Regions from separate parts of the Mus musculus genome. Here region 2 is linked to region 1. The links are chromatin loops, found by intact Hi-C in ENCODE. Cell type or tissue: heart. All regions are shown on one strand. Each heading gives the region's core, and the rest is flanking DNA. Links, peaks and the distances in the headings are about the cores only.

Region 1 (2,919 bases), core at 261-2,760:
TGTTCCATGTACATCACCTCTGTCTTCCCTCCTCTGTCCTCCCCACTTTGGGCTCCCTTCCCCCACACCCAATAGTGTTTTCTTCTACTTTCATGCTTTCTGTCTCCCCTTCCTTTTCTCTAATGCCCCCCTTTAAACTTTCATTATCTACACACACACACACACACACACACACACACACACACACACACCCCGAGTGCAGAGGTAGATTGATCTAACTATAAAGCATAAATGTGCAGGAAAATGGTATTTCTCTCTGAGTATGACTTATTTCGCTCAGTATAATGATGTCAGTTGCATCTATTTCCCCAAGTGTCAGGGGTCCATTTTTCTTCACAGTTGAATGCTGTTCGATTGCTCATAGGGCCACACTTTTTTTTTTTTTTGTGGCTTTTGATCTCAGTTCCCTTAGCCACAACACAAGAGTCTGAACTCTAGGAAACTTTAGGGCAGTGGCTCTCAACCTTCCCAGTGCTGCAACCCTTTAATACAGTTCCTCATGTTGTGGTGACCCCCAACCATAAAGTTATTTTTGTTGCTACTTCATAGCTGTAATTTTGTGACTGTTATAGATTGTAATGTAAATGTCTGATATTTGACCCCAAGGGGCTCTCGACCCACACACAGGTTTAGAAACACTGCTTTAAGGCCTTTGAAATCCTTTTCAACTCGAAACTATTTGATTAAGATTAAGTCTATTATCAACTGAAAAGGCATTCATTCCTCAGGCTGCCATAGTGGTTTCTAATGCGATCTTTCTTCTTGAGTTCACCCCTCAGAGTCTACAGTCACATGGCTCCCTGGAGTGTTTTGCAGAGTGACATCTTAGCCCTTAGGATACTACTTCAAAAAAAAAAAAATCATTGATCTAGAACTACAGAATCTATCTCCCTAGGAATTCACAGTGCTATTTAAAACTCTTAGTACTTTTTTTTTGGGGGGGGGGGGAGTACGTGTGTAACTTTTTTTACTTCATGGTTTTACAAGTGATACATCTGGGACCAACTGTGTTAATAATTTCCCTACAGTCTGAATGGTAAATAGATGTCACGATGGTCCTGCTGTGAACGTACAATGATGCCATGTTTACTTATCCCCCTTCTTGGTGTCACTTACTGACCGAAAAGTGATCGTTAGGGTGAGATATTAGTATTAATTCCCACCCCAGTGTTGTCAACAGCTATAAAAGATTCCTTCCAGTTGACCAGAAGAGGGAAGCAGAGGACCTAAGATGGCACATGAAATCCCTAAAGTGAGTTTGGAATAAACACAGAAACACTGAGTCTGGAGGCTTCTCTTGGATTGTCCTTTGACAGAGCGATCCATACACAGTTCAAATGTCATCTCGGGAACAAGCCCCTCGCTGTTGTCAAAAGCAGGCACTTCAGACCGTTCATTATGCATTTGCCAGCTTCCGGAGGAAGTGGGAGCAGCAGGGGATTATCATAAAGGAGCTGACTGAGGCATCCAGGGAACCAAAAGCAGGTTAGAAAGGGAACAGGCCCGAGCCTATAGTAGCAGCTCCTTGAGCTGAGGCCTCAGCTCCCAGGGCTGGGGATTACAGATGTGCGCGCGCGCGCGCGCGCGCACACACACACACACACACACACACACACACACACACACACACAGCCAGCCTAAGTTGGTCTTCAGCAGGGATATTTTCCTCTTTGAGCTTGCTTTCATCTCCCATTCAGAGACTAGCAAGCAGGTAACGAATGCTAGGCACTGCACCTGGGTGCAGTTTCTATCTCTTCCTGTTCCCTAAACTAAAAAAACAAAAAAACAAACAAACAAACAAACAAAAAAACAAAAAACAAAAAAACCCTCTTATAAAGACTCATGCTGTGCGTATGTGTACACGTGTGTGTTTGAGTGTGTGTTCATGAGTTGTGTGTGTGTGCATGTGTGTGTGTGCTTTTGTGTGTGTGTTTGAAGGCCAGAAGAAAATGTTGACTAGTTACAGATAATTTTGCAAAGAGAAAGGGGTATAGGGAGGAGTAAGTGGGAAGGAGTGGAGAGAGAGAGAGAGAAGAAAGAGAGAGGGCTTTTAACCACTGAGCCACTCTCCAAGCTCCCATCCTCTCCCTTTCATTTATAAACAATCTCTTTCTCTTTCTCTGTCTCTCTCTGTCTCTGTCTCTCTGTCTCTGTCTCTCTTTCTCTTTCTCTCTCTCTCTCTCTCTCTCTCTCTCTCTCTCTCTCTCTCTCTCACACACACACACACACACACAAATAACCATACTAAACCCAAATCATACTAAATCAGGCCATGGCCCTGAACGTGCCTAGAGGAGCTTCAGCTGTTAGAATGTCGCTTTCCTCTGCTGACCACCCTAGGAATTTGCCGGTTATGCTCACAACAGCTGGCTACATTTTCTACCCTCAAGCAGAGTTCAGGCTCCAGGGTTGGGTTTCTATAGGAGGAGCTTTTCTTCTCATCAGACTATTTCGCAGATTCAAGTTTTCCTATAACCTTTCTTGGGCCAAGAATGCATGGTCCTTGTTCCCAGCTGACTGGAACACCTGTCAAGGTCCTAATTCTTTGCAATGACCTTAGTCATTGCCTCCTATACAATGTAGATTTCAAACCATGTGTATCTTACCTCCCCAAAGACAGAAAATGCTGAGTTTGAGCCATAGAGCCAGCAGGTCTGATACTCCTACCCCAAGTCCTTGCTTGCCACCCTCGTAGCTCCCGTTTCTTCCTTCGGAGGCCAGCTATTCTATTCGTTGTTCATATTGTATATCACCTATCATTTCTCCATCTTGACTGAGGCCAGAGGTGCCAAGTTGACAGAGGAACTCAAACAAAAAGAAATTGCATTGTTTTGGTTGGGTTTTTGCAAGGCTCGGGATCAGACCCAGAGAATCTTGTAGATGCCAGGCAAACACCACCACTGAACTACACCCCCAGCC
Region 2 (2,919 bases), core at 226-2,725, 53 kb after region 1:
AGATAAGCTAGAAGTTTGGGTCTTAGAATACAGGTTCAAGAACGAAATGACTCAGTGCTCAAGTGCACTGACTTCTCTTCCAGAGGTCCCTAGTTCAATTCCCAGCACCCACAGGGTGGCTCACAAACCATCTGTAATGGGATCTGATGCCCTCTTCTGGTGTGTGTGTGAAGACAGAGCACTTATATACATAAAATAAACAACTAAAAAAAAAGGAACGTTGAAGTCAGTATTTTTGTTAATATGATTTCATATATATATATATGACAGCAAGTAAGACCCTGGGAAACCCAGACTGGTAGGCTTTGGACAGCTCGCTCATCTCTGAGGCTTAGTCTCCCCAGTTGTAATACTCCTGCCCAAGGTTATTTGTGGTAAGGGTCATGTGAGCTCAGGGTCTTGTGTGAAAACTGCAGACGCCTCACACAGGTGTGGATGCTCTTCCTATCCCGGCCAGGATTCGCTGTCCCAGGAGACATGAAGCCTGGCACACAGACAGATGTACAATACTAAGTGAGAAGTTTGAAGCCCAGCTGTATGAATCACCTAAAACGTTCACAGGAGGGCTTTTGGGGTCCACATGCATTCAGTTTGTCTCTGTCACTTTCTTTCTCAAGATCAATAAAAAGGAAGCTGATTTTATTTCAAGAAACAAATTACTTTTGCTTCCCTTTTTCCTCTTGTGCTCAAGCCTAAATGGCTCCTTCTTTCCCAATGCAGCATGCTCTCTTCCACCCTTAGCAGTGTCAATCCAGCTCGTCAGACAGCTCCAGGAGGTGCTTGATTGATGGGTCACAGTCCAAGCCCATCCCTCTTCCCATCCATCAATTGTTACAGTCCTTTTATGTCTGGGTTGGTGCTAGGACCTGGTGACAAAGAAAAATATGGTTTTTATCCTCTAGGAGTTTGTATACCAGGAATGAGACAGATGCAGAAGCAGGAAACAGGAAACCAGGCCATGGCTGTGCACTGTGAAAGGAACAGATGTGTTTGTTCAACAAATATTTAATGATCGCTTGTTCTGTGCATGCCTCCAGTTAGTGTGAAATACAAAGGAGGTTAGAATGCTGTTCCTATTTTTACGGTGTGATTAGTAAAGGCCACAGACAAGTCAACAGTCGCAAGCAGAGTCTCCAGGGTCACATGGGAGCAGGTAAACCACAAATCTGCATAAAACAAAGAAAAGGGGGGGATGGATTCTAGGTGGAGAGACCAACAAATAACCAGGCTGCTTGTCCTGAGAAAGCGTGTCACTTTAGAGAAAGCAGTGGAAAATGCCTGGTCCACACAGTGCAGGGAGAGAGACAGCATGCATTTTAGAATTCTGCATTGCAGAAGTGTGTCAAATGCCCCCTAGAGGCTGCCTGTGGGAACAATGACACATGTAAACTAAATCTTGTTTAATTTATTTATTTTATTATATGTGTGTATGTGTACCTGGGTGTATGTATATTCACCATGTGTGTGCATGAGCCCACAGACATCAGAAGAAGGCATTGGAATGGAAGTACACCAGATCTGAGTACTGTAAGATGCTTTTAACTGCTGAGCCATCTCTCCAGCTCCACCTCAAAAGAAGTGTGTGCGTGTGTGTGCGTGTGTGTGTATGTGTGTGTGTGTGTGTGTGTGTATGTGCATGTGAGGGTCGTTGCTGTTGTTTACACCAGGTCAGCTGGCTGTGAGTTTCCAGAGATTCTCCAATCTCTCTCTCCCATCTCACTGCATCACTGAGGATTCAGATACAAATTGCTGTGTCTGGCTTTACTTGAACTTCTGGGGGGAGGCGGTGTTAAATTCAGGTCCTTGCCCTTACACAGTGAACACTTTACTCACTGAACCATCTCACCAAGCCACTAAATTATTTTAATAAGTTTAATAATTTAAGTAATAAAATAAATTTAATAATCAATTGGAAACTAGTGGGAGCCTAGTCATATTGGAGAGTAAAACGTATAAAGGAGCGTGTAAAGGAATTGGATGTATAAAGGAACGCTGCCATTTGAATTATCTCTCTCCAAGACCCTTGAGCTTGACCCTTAAAGAACCTCAGAATGTCAGCACTCAGAAGACAGAGCCAGCAAAGAAGCCATGAGACTCAAGTGAGGCCTTCAGGCCAGGCCTTAGTTAAATATGGCCGCTGTCCTGGTAGGAGGATGAGACGAGGAAGCAGCTGTGTAGAGAAAGATTCTGGAGAAGACCCCACGCTGCTGTGAGGGACCTCAGGAGAGAGAGAAAGAGAGAGAGAGAGAGAGCTGCCAGTGCATCATCCCCAGACTTAGAGCCTTCAGAATCGAGAAGGGATAAAGCCCTGTGGTTGGGGCTGCCCAGCCTGGGCTACTTTGTTCAGACCACCATAGCAAAGTCATCCAAGAGGGAGAATCGGGAGATGGCTGGATGTAGGGATATGCGGAACAAGAGAAGAGGGGGGCAAGGGTGACGCTTTTTGATATCACCCAAATATGGTGTGTGAAGACACATGAAGCATGTGACCTAAAGGGAAAGCTTGCTTCTGCCCACTCAAGGCTGGGTGGAAACTCTGGAATTCCCCATCTCTTTTAAGAGTGGGCTGCCCTCTACCCTACCACGAAGCCCCACAGAGGTCAGAAAGAATGAGAAGATAATATCTTTTCCTTCTGTACATTTAAATTCCAATGAGACTGCTTGGAAATCTCCTAGTCCTCTGATAAGCACTATGAGCCTCTCTCTGAACTGTCCTTAAAGCAAGCAGAGCATGATGGGTTTTAATAAAGTTAAGTGAGTGACTAATCACTCCTGTGAGTCTCCCTGTGCGCACCTTTCTCCTTTTGGAAGTTAATCAATTTTTTTTTAATCTTTTCTTTGTAATCTCTCTTTGCAGACTTATTTCCTTGACCTTTCAGAGGGCAGAGGGCACATTCCCCTTGACCTCTACAACAAACA

Evidence for each region. A loop is a pair of places that touch in the nucleus more often than their neighbours do. Peaks named below come from ENCODE experiments on the same cell type or tissue, not always from the same donor. Only the 100,000 strongest peaks of a DNase experiment are listed, where the experiment ranks them.
Region 2: a loop joins it to region 1, with 12 times the contacts of the local background. A loop is called at or near these places in 1 of 42 quality-filtered maps.

The regions. Positions count from the first base shown.
Region 1 is chr3:100,767,017-100,769,935 of GRCm38, forward strand. No RefSeq gene overlaps it. Among named protein-coding and RNA genes, the nearest start is that of Gm40107, 49 kb to the right of the region's middle. In heart, for the core only: a CTCF peak has its summit at 1,211 (motif pointing right); no DNase peak of the experiment used is centred there; H3K4me3 peaks cover 379 bases; H3K27ac peaks cover 523 bases.
Region 2 is chr3:100,820,177-100,823,095 of GRCm38, forward strand. Gm32720 (a long non-coding RNA gene) reads right to left here. Exons shown (of 3, transcript XR_375902.2): 3 at 221-866. Among named protein-coding and RNA genes, the nearest start is that of Vtcn1, 3.8 kb to the right of the region's middle. In heart, for the core only: a CTCF peak has its summit at 1,362 (motif pointing left); no DNase peak of the experiment used is centred there.